2 separate regions of the Homo sapiens genome follow, and region 1 is linked to region 2. Evidence: chromatin contacts called from ENCODE Hi-C or POLR2A ChIA-PET data. All regions are on one chromosome and are shown on one strand. The core of a region is the stretch at or near the end of the contact, and the rest is flanking DNA. Distances in the headings are between cores, read along the strand shown.

The links. Hi-C counts contacts between places; a loop is a spot of excess contacts on that map. ChIA-PET counts read pairs that join two places held with the same protein, here RNA polymerase II (POLR2A). Pooled maps may share reads with other maps.
Region 1: a loop to region 2 is called in a map of PC-9, with 16 times the contacts of the local background. The contact joins two enhancer-like sites. A Hi-C loop is called at or near these places in 1 of 168 maps with a recorded cell type or tissue (PC-9) and 1 of 50 pooled maps. POLR2A ChIA-PET finds 5 or more read pairs at or near these places in 3 of 52 experiments (BJ, H1 and PC-9).

What each region holds. Positions count from the first base shown.
Region 1 is chr20:37,990,471-37,995,977 of GRCh38, forward strand. The region is part of intron 7 of TTI1 (TELO2 interacting protein 1); the gene reads right to left. Among named protein-coding and RNA genes, the nearest start is that of TTI1, 40 kb to the right of the region's middle. RefSeq lists an enhancer at 115-194. Within about 2 kb of position 2,486, at least 11 of the 41 ENCODE cell types and tissues checked have a DNase peak (open chromatin) inside an H3K27ac peak, as active enhancers do.
Region 2 is chr20:37,710,007-37,714,836 of GRCh38, forward strand. All of the region lies in intron 1 of CTNNBL1 (catenin beta like 1), which reads left to right. Among named protein-coding and RNA genes, the nearest start is that of CTNNBL1, 18 kb to the left of the region's middle. Within about 2 kb of position 2,210, at least 8 of the 41 ENCODE cell types and tissues checked have a DNase peak (open chromatin) inside an H3K27ac peak, as active enhancers do.

The sequences.
Region 1 (5,507 bases), core at 1,236-3,735, 280 kb after region 2:
ATTGAACAACAATGTGAGGCCTTGGTAGTTATCTCTGAAAATCTTCAACTCTCAACACAGCACTTGGCTCATCATAAGAGACCCAATAAAAATCTTTTAAAATACATCTATACAATAAGACAAATAGAGATCATCTCCCTGGCTACTTTATTTACTCAGTACTGAGACAACATTTACTTCCACGCCTCTGAGGTGTTCGAGAGGGATGACAGAGCCTGCAGAATGAGGAAATGACTACCCTGTGGTCGACCACAGCCTCTGATGACCAAAACCCACTTTGTGCAGGCGGTGCTGCGACCAGGCTCGATCTGTCATCGAGAACATTCTGCTCCCAACCTGGCACGGCATGCACTGTGCACACACACCCCACGCTTGGCTTTCCTACCGGGTGGTAAGATGGTTGACCCTGGCAGGTTATCAGTGACATGACAACACCAAGGAAGAAGGGACAGAATTGGCAGCACTGAATTTAAGTAGATTTAAGTAGCCCAGAGGTCCCTGCCTTCAGTTCTGAAACCCAGCAACCCACTTTGTTTGTAATCTGCCTGCCAGATGTCTCTTATCTTTGACACCATGAAATCAGGCCTATATATGCACAGTGAACAGCTCCAGATCTGAGTGTATTTTTAGAACAATGGGACTCAAAAAGAAAACCAGCAATGCCTGTCAAAAGATGGATAATAGGAAAGCTAACTACTTGGGTTTGGATTTGTCAACTATTAATCAAGTGTCAAAAGGAAAAAATATTAGGTGTGTCCTCATTTCCATGCTGGGTGCAATCCAAGGGGGAACAGCTTTGCAGTCCAAGCTCAGCCAAACTGCCCACACCATTTAAGGGGATGAGCTACTAATTTCAAGCTCAGCTGAACTAATGGATCACCTCTGTGGCTCCTCATCCGTTCAAATATAATAGGCTCATGTGTGGGTAAAGAGAGGAGTTGGGGCTCTGACAGGGATGAAATGAATGAGCCTGTGCCGGTCTGTGTTCGTCCAGGGTTTGAAGGCACCAGCTGGTTCTTTGATGGGATGGGATCCTACTGCTAGAAAGAGAGCAGGGAAGTCAGTCTGTAAATGAACCTTCAAACCCGGTCCTGACTTCTGCAAACAGTGGTGGCACAATTAACATGAAAAAGATCCTTTTGAGGTGAAATCCCCAGTTCAGATTTTAGTAAGGATGAAGCAGGCTTACAACTAGAAATTCTGTGGCCAGTGTCTATGTGTATGAGTAACATACACATCATGTATAACATATTTGGGAAATTTACATACATGTACCCCACATAGGTGTGTACACAGATGTAAATATACCTTCAGAACATAAGCAGAGGGTAGAGGCCCCTATCTTGTTCCCTCTAATTCCAGTCCCTAGAACAGTACCTGGAGACTCCTTGGACATACTAACGTGATTCATCCACAAGCACCCTATGAGAATGGAGTTTTCATCACCCCCAGTTTACAGAGGAAGAAAATGAAATGAAGCTAAATCATTTGCTCAAGGTCACATGGCCAGTAAGATCTGAACCTCGGTTTGTCCAAAGCAAGACTGCTACTTTTTCTCTCACACACAATGGCGAGGCAGAGGGAGCTGGAATGGCAACCTCCCCAGCGCCCCATCAGGGGCTACAGCAATAACAGCATCCAGGACTTGCGTGGCCAGAAGGTACACCAGCTGGTCACCACCTGCTGGCACCCTGCATCCCTATCTGGGCTCTGGGGTTAGCAGGTGGGAGTAGGACTGGGGGTGGAGGCCAAGCATCCTAAAAGCTTTATTTTTCTATTATGAGACTTGTTGGGCACTGACTTCATCTTCTTCTTTTTTTTTTGAAACAGGGTCTCACTCTGTTGCCCAGGCTGGAGTGCAGTGGTGTGATCACGGCTCACTATGGCCTTAACCTTCCAAGGCTCAGGTGATCCTCCTGCCTCAGCTTCCCAAGTAGCTGGGACAACAGGTGCACACCACCACGCCTGGCTAATTTTTATATGTTCAGTAGAGACAGGGTTTCGCTATGTTGCCCAGGCTGGCCTGGAGCTCCTGAGCCCAGGTGATTCTCCCACCTCAGCTTCCCAAAGTGCTGGGATTACAAGCGTGAGCCACAGCACACGGCCTGACTTCATCTTTTCAAAAATTTGAAAAGTATTGTCTAGTTTTGTTTCCTTTTAGCCCAGGGTAAAAGGCTCATTGGATGATATAAAACCTCACTGCAAAAGCCAGGGAGTCTCAGAGTCTGCTAAGAGATTGGCCCAAGGAGTATGGTTTTAATGGAGTTCAACTAGGCTAAGTACATGTATGGACTTGAAGGACAAACAGAAATTTGGGGTGTATGCTCTCTTTTCAAATTCCTTTCACGTACAGGAGGCAAAAGCTACCTGGACAGAAAGGCACAGAACTGTGAAGGCCCAGGGCATGCCGGGAGACATCCTGGAGACTGAGAATTTCAATCAGCAAAGTTTGCCACTGCAGTTGGCTGAGATGGGGGTGTGGCTGATCTGACCTGTTGTCTGTAATCCAACGCCTACCCTCAGGGACACTGTCTTATTTTTAGCTCCTGGTATGCTAAGCCCTCCTCCCACACCACAAATATGATTTGCACATTTGTTATCCATTGAAGTTACTTAACTAGAGGGACTTTGGGGGAGCTGGCTTTTTTTTTTTTTTTTTGCATTGCCAGTTAACAGTGACACCTGGTGGTAACACACAGCAAGGTCACATCCTGCCCCCACCATCCCCTGCCCCTCCCCCATGCCTCCCCCAGTTGGAAGATTTATGCCCCCTCCATACAAGGCACATTTGCTAGATAAAAGCATTAAACTGGAATGGCATCTCCGTTCTTAGCATTTACAACCTCGGTTACATCAACCACCCCCTGATCAATGTCCATTTCTAGAGTTTACTGCCTGGATGTAAAAGCCTGCCACAAAGGCTATATTTAATATGGCAAATTAAAAAAGCAAACACTGGTTTGGTCATTCTTTGGAGCCAGGAAAAGCAAATGGGAGCAAGGAAAAACCCAAGCATGATGCACATAAAGATGAACTCTCATGGGGCTGCTAAGTCTGCCTCCACCCCAACTCGATGAAGGCGCCCCTTGGAGGTCCTAAGCCCACCTGCCAGAGGGGCCCACAGACATGGCTGTTCTACAGGGCTGGTGCACATCCCTCTCCTTCCAGAAGACAGGAGGCCTGGGAGCAGCCTCCTGCCCTGAGAGCTTCCCTCACCAGCCCTCTGGCAGACAGGAGAGCCACTTCCAAAGCAAGCTGGTCATCTGCCTAGGGTCGGAAACTCACTACCTCTGGCTTTTCTGAATACTAAGCCAAGGTTCCCACTTGGGCCCTTGCAACGAACACAGCTTTCTCTTCTCCCATGAGGGTAAGTGTGTGTAAGTGTGTCACTCTGACTGCAGTATGGAGAATACCTAGAGGGGCAGGACTGGAAGTGGGACCAGTGGTGAGGTCTGTTGTTCTGGTGGGAGATGATGGTGGCCTGGCCTGGCCTAGTGGTTTGGAGGTGTCGTTTTGAGAGCAATTTTCCAAGTGAGGTAGGCGGGCTTTACTTTTGGTCATGGATGTAGGGTGTGAAGGAAAGAGAAGAATTAAGAACAAACAACAGGATGGATGGCAGGGCCATGTGCTGAGATGGGACTCCATCTCATGCAGGGGACTTGGTTCCTCAGTACTAGTAGGTATGACAGACTGCACTCTGTCACCTAGGCTGGAGTACAGTGGTGCGGTCTTGGCTCACTGCAACATCCGCCTCCCAGGTTCAAGTGATGCTCCTGCCTCAGCTTCCCAATTAGCTGGAATTACAGGTTCCTGCCACCATGCCCAGCTAACTTTTTGTATTTTTAGTAGAGACAGGGTTTCATCATGTTGGCCAGGCTGGTCTTGAACTCCTGACCTCGTGATCTGCCTGCCTCAGACTCCCAAAGCGCTGGGATAACAGGCGTAAGCCACCCACCGCACCCAGCTGCCAGGTATGACTTTTCCATACTAAGTGGCCCACCCACCCACCCCTCTCTCCATGCGGTAATGAGGCTCACAGAGAGACCAGGTTTCCTATTGTCTCAGGCTTCTTCTCCCACTTAGAGAGCTTATTAATTTCAGCATCAAGATGCCAAATCAGCTCTTGATCAAGGATCAAGACTGATTTTTTTTCCCAACTTCAAGATAAGTTTGCAAGTGACATGTGTGAAGCAATCCACCTAGCTCTTCCTCCCCCTCCCTGCCCATCAGGAGGGAGGCCATCTGACTCAACACTTGAACGGAATGTGCTGGAGCAAACAAAGGGAGCTGCGGTCAAGTGGTGGGGCTGCGTGTTCCTCCACCTGAGGCTCCCTGAACACCAGCTCAAGATTCAGCAAGGTCCAATTCCGGGTTTAATTGCTTTCAGCAGCAAAAAAGAGAACTAGAAATGAAAAGATAATGAATTGAGAATATTAGCTTATTTGATGGTTCTAAACTTGAAGGATGGGATGGAGTGGGTGTAGGAAAAATAGAATGGATGGGGAATGTGAAAATCAGACCTTTAACTCTTGGTTGTAATAGGCATCTAAAAGGATTTACTTCAAGATAAACTCATTATGTTCTTGAGTTGCACTTTAAGTCACAGCACAATCAGCTCCAGGGGCACCGCCCAGGGAGGACTATTTTCACCCTAAATTGATTCTGTACGGAATAAAAATGCCTGGGGACAGAAGCTGCTTAGGATGCGCCCCTGTGCTCATGAAACTATGACTGATTCTGGGACTAAGGGATGTGACGGGAAAGGGACAGGAAGAAAAAAGGAAATGGGAAATCAAGAGCAAAAAACAGCAAAGGACAATAAATCAATTCAAGAAGATATTACCATCACTCCCAGGGAGTGCAAGGTTTCTAAGGAGCAAGCTGGCTCTCCTCACTGCACAGTCAGAGCAGCCTTTCCACTCCTCAGGGAATGAGTTGACTCCTAACTCCCACCCCACTGAAGAGGATCAGAGATGTGCCTCTAGAAGCTAGGAAGATGCAGGGATTCCGCTGCAGGCGTGAAGCTGGTGAGGCTGAAGGAGCTGCAGGGCTCAGAGCGGCACAGAGTGCCAGGCCCAGCTTTCGCCCCAGCAGCAGACCTACCCTGGGATGGCAGTTCCAGGATGCAGGCTGCTCCCACCTGGAAGGAAAGCTTGGAGAAGAGGGGCAGAGTAGATTTGGGGTCTCATGTCTGGGGAATGCTGTTGTGCTGAGTTTTAGCTCTTAGTCCTAAAGTAACCAGCAACAGCTTCTTCTCCTAGAGGTGATACAGCTTTTCTCAAATAAGCATGGTCAAACTCTTAGAAATTGGAATCATCTAGTTTCAGAATCAGAAAAGGCCCTTTAAGCCATTAGTCTGGCAACTCTTAAGGTTCTTCGGGTCACAGATTCCTATTAGAACCTATGAATGGTTCCTATTAGAAAAAGGCACATGTGCACCTGCCTGCACACAAACAATTTTGCTTTGCACTTGTGAGGGTTCATGGCACCGATGCCCATCTAAGACC
Region 2 (4,830 bases), core at 960-3,459:
GTGACAAAATCGGGGTCAGGCAGTGCTGTGTCCTTGATTATGCGTCCTCTTTTCCATGTGCAAAACATGTATTTTTCATCATTTTGTATGGAGAGCTTTCTAAAACATGAACATTCTTGCCTTTCTCAGTAGGACACACTGTGATCTCAGGAGCATCATTATGAATACATGTTAGTTGTGCCTGAATTCTCTCATGACCTTTTGAAATCTGGAAAGCTTTTACTTCTGCACTGTGGAATAGTAGGGATTTTGAGTTCTTGTGCCTACTTTGTGTAGTTTACATTCTTTTCCTTGGTGTCAGCTGTCACTCCTTAGTGTTATTGTTTGTTTGATATGATATCTAACCTCTAAGGCCTTTTTTGCCCATTCTTTTAATGGTGTTTTGAAAAGTTGAGGTTGTTGGAAGAATGAAGCATTCGTATTCTTGGTCATTTTTGGATGAACTGCAAAACTTTTTAGAGCTCTGTTGCTAGATTCCGAAGTCTGTGAGATACTAGAAATCATTTTAGCCTGAGTAGTCTATATTTTCCATGTTGCTTTTCCTCTAGCATCTCTTTGCCCCCCCCACTGCCATCCTGGGAACTAGAGAACATCTGAGCAATTACTGTTGTCCACTAATCATGAGTCTTTCAAGTGAAACTACCACTCACAAATAGGGGCTTAACCTGGCCTTCTGTGGGGTGCTCCTTTCTTTCATGATGCTTATCTTTCTGGAAGGTAGCCATTTACCTGTCTGATTGCCTTAACCCTGTATCTTTTAGTCAGCCTTATATCCATATACACACACCCACAGGCCCGTGAAATCTAATTATATCGATCACCTGAGACCCTGTATGTTTGTTCTTCACCAGTTTATGCCTCTGCTCACTTCTTGTCTTGTGCCTGACTCTTGGCTCTCTGTCATACCCTACCTCTGCTTTCGTCTCCTCTCCAACACACACACCAGTTTCTTTAGGCTTGATATGTACATGTGCTCTGTGGCTCCCAACCCAGAGTCTATTATTAAGGGCTCTGCATGGTTGGGATGGGAGCTGCCATATACAGTGTGCCTCATATGGTGTGCCCTACCCTAGCTGGACCTTTAAGACCCAACCTTTGGCCCTAGCCCATTATCTGGCCCATCTGATCCTCCTGTGAAAGGACAGTTTGAGCAAAACCTTGCTTGAGAAGCTTACAGACTTTCCAGTTCTGCAACTCTGACAGTCTGTGAGTTCTCGTCTTATCTCCTTTTGCCATAGTTTCCTAGTCATTCACCAGGGGTTGGTAAGGAAATAGGATGTTGTTTACCATTGTTTCTAGGGCATTGTAACATATGCTGCTAGTCAGGCTGTGAGACAATCCAGATTTTGGGGCGGTTAGCAAATTTCATTTGGATTAGTGCTCCATATTGAACCTGTCATTCTTTAATCATTCCATACATATTTATTAAATGCCTACTAAATGTAAGGTATTACACTAGACGTTGGGAATAAAGTGCTAAACAGGATAGTTGTAGTCCCTGTCTTTATGGAACTTACATCCAGGGAGGCAAGACAGACAATGAATAACAATACCTAAACAAGCAAACACATACTAGATAAATAAAAACAAGATAATTTCAAATAGGAATATGAAGGAAAAAAATAGGCTGATGTAATATAGTGTTGGGGGAGCAGTGGCTGTTTATTTTGGAAGGTTCTAGAAGGCCTCTTTGAGAGGTGACATTTGAGCTGTGAACTAAATGATGAGAAAGATCCAGACATATGAAGAGCTGTGGGACTGGCAGTAAAGATCAAGGGAAAAGCCAAAACAAAAACTCTGAGGTGGGAACAGACTTGTCATGTATGGCCAGAGCTTGGTGAGTGAAGAGGGGACAGTTGATAAGGACAGAGGGGTCAGCTTCGGGGAGGAGGGAGAATCCTAACATTTTTTAACTTTATTCCTAGCACCATGGGAAGCCATTAGGGGTTTTAAGCTGTCGAGTGACACAATTTGGTTTACGTTTTAAAAGATGGCTTCATCTACAGAGTGGAGAATTGTAGAGGAGCATTCTGGCCAGCTTAGCTGTGGGAGGGTGTGGAATTCACCTTTGTGCTGCAGAGGGCCTCAGCTGAAGCCATGCTGTCCCTGGGATAATTGCTTTCCCGCCTAGGTTGTTTTCACAATCTCCACTTCTAAACATTTAATCTGTGTTCTGGCTTAATCAAGAAGCAGCGCTCTCCTTGTGCCAGGCTTGGCTCAGAAAATGTGGGCATCGTGCCTTTTGTTGAGCGCCCTGGCCTGGAGAGAATGAAGAAAGCATCCCCTCATGGCCTGAGGACAATGCAGCTGACCCTCAGCACCTGGTAACTTGTAGGAAGCTTTAGAATCTATAAACTTGATGTGCTTCTGCAAAACAGTTGCAGATGGTCTGAAGTGATGATTAAATATCACTGCCACTTTGCCCAGATCTGCTATGGCCATTCTCTCCATGTCTGGTTTTACATTACAGTGGGTAATTAAGGGGGCACAACCATTTCTAGTTACTTCCAGGCCATCTTTTTCAATTGGCTTATGGGGAAATTACAGTTGCTGTCAGTTGTGTAAGTGACTGCATTGAGCAGCGATTGTGAATGGCTACTTTTTGTGTTCAAAATAATACTAATACAAAACACCCAAACTTAAAAAGAACTGTTCCTAATGAAAGGGAATAATTGCCTGCCTCTGCTGTCTCTGCTGGATCTCCACTGGGAGTTCTGCCATCAGACTTGTCAGAGTTGGTTGGCAGGGACTTTTTCTCCTGAGTTAGCACATAGAGATATGAACGGGCAGAGATAACACAAATTAGCAAAGATACAAGCATATCTGCAGAGGAACAGATTTCCTTCCGACCAGAAGTGCCGTTGGTGGGCACCACCCTAATTTTCAGTGCATCTCTTAGTGCTGATGACAGGACTTTTCAGCAAATTTTTTAAAAAATGGCTTAAGCACCACCGGACCTGGGCAGTTTTTATAAGATTTTAGAGTTTCAAAGGGCTGCTAAGCTTGCCAATGTAAAGTCACTGAATATTGTCTCCCTGGCTGCTCACTGGGGATCCTTACACCTCACTCAGCATGATGAACTTGGAGACAGAAATTCGTAAGCTTCAGCCCCATTTTTTTTGACTGAAGATTTCTTTTTCCATTCCCACAAAACTTGCAAGGACACAGAAGGCTCAGTGGGGGAAAAAGATGGCATGTGCCTCTGGCTGACATGACTTGTGCCAGTGGTTGCGTGGGGATTCCATAATGAAGACTGCAAATCACTTCCCATCCTCTTGGAGCCTGTCCCATAATTAGAAGATTAAACATTTTGTTTAAATTGGTAATTTTTTCCCCCTCCCCTCTCTGAGTGCTTAAAACCACCATTAGAGCAGAATGGAGACTGGTTAACTGATTCTGGGCTCCATGTTCTAGTTGTGATTGTCAGCAGGCGGTTGAGGAAGTCTTATTTTAATTAAAAAAGCAATTTTTAGCTATGCTTCACCTTGTGTGAGGCAGAGGCACCTCTGACCGTGTGAACTTTCTGATTGCTGAATGTACTGAGCATAGCTTTTCTCAGGGGCATGACACCAAGCCTAGGCAGATAATATCATGGGGTGGGTGTGCAGCTGGCCTTGAGGTATTGCCTCTGCACTAATGGCAGATTTGCTCTTCATTTGACAGATTGACTTTGTGTTTATGGGCAGGGTGTCACAGGGATGGCGTGTTCCTGAATTTAAGTGAATGCAAAGCAGCTCATAGAGGAGCATGGAAATTTTCCTACTTTTAATGAAATAAAAGAATATACGTTTTCTCCTTCCCATGAAACCAAGCCAAAAGAACAAAACAAAGGGCTGAGGACTACTCGGTATCAAAGCCCACTGAGAGCCAGGCTTTGTGCTGTTCGACTTATGTGTGTTATCCCATCTCATCCTAAAGGCAACCCTGGGAAGTCAATATTCTTAGTTCCATTTTGCAGATGAGGAAAGGAAGCTCACAGAGGTTTGGTAACTTGCCCAAAGATACCCAGTAAGTAGATGGTGGAATCTTCTTCCTAGAAGAGGGCTCCAATGGATGAAGTACTCTAAAAAAAAAACAAGAAGGAAGACCTTCGAGAATAAACTGCCGCAGAATCCTGCCATTCCTCTACCTTGTACTTTCCTCCAAGTCTACTCTGCCTGCCACTCTCTATTGGAATTTCTTGATTACATACTTTTCTTATTGGACTGTGAGTTGCTCAAGGACAGTGACCAGATCAGCGCCTGCCATTGAGTAAATGCTCAATAAATATCTCTTGACTAAAGAAAGGAAAGGATGAGGGTGAATGAATGAAGCAGTGAATCAATGATTAGGTGATTGAATTTGAGTCTTCTCTAGGTATCTTTTTATATTGAGGCTTAGCACCTCCCCAGTTGCCTTTTTTCTTGCCTTTTCCTTGATGGGAACAGATTAAGGTGTTTTTGTGAATGATAGTAGCCCTAGTCATAGATAACTTGGAGTTGAGTGAATCTTGCTTTAAGTAATAGTAGATGATCTTCATAAAAGCCTGATTCTATTATTTTGTAATCTGACAGTTGACTGGCATTTCTTTTAAAGGCTATTGCTGTCTCTGACTCTAAAGCAGGAGATTGATTGATTCATTTATTTGCCAAAGATTTGTTGCAAGTCTACTGTGGGCCATGATTGCTGTTTTCTCTTTACCCAGCCTTATAGGCAAAAAATAAGAGGTTGTACAGAACAACCAAATTAGGTTTTATTTTGTGTTGGTTGGATCTGGCCTATCCATTTCCATTTGATATTTTTCTTTCTTTCTTTAAACATTTATTGAGTGCTTTTTTTGGGTTAGGTGCT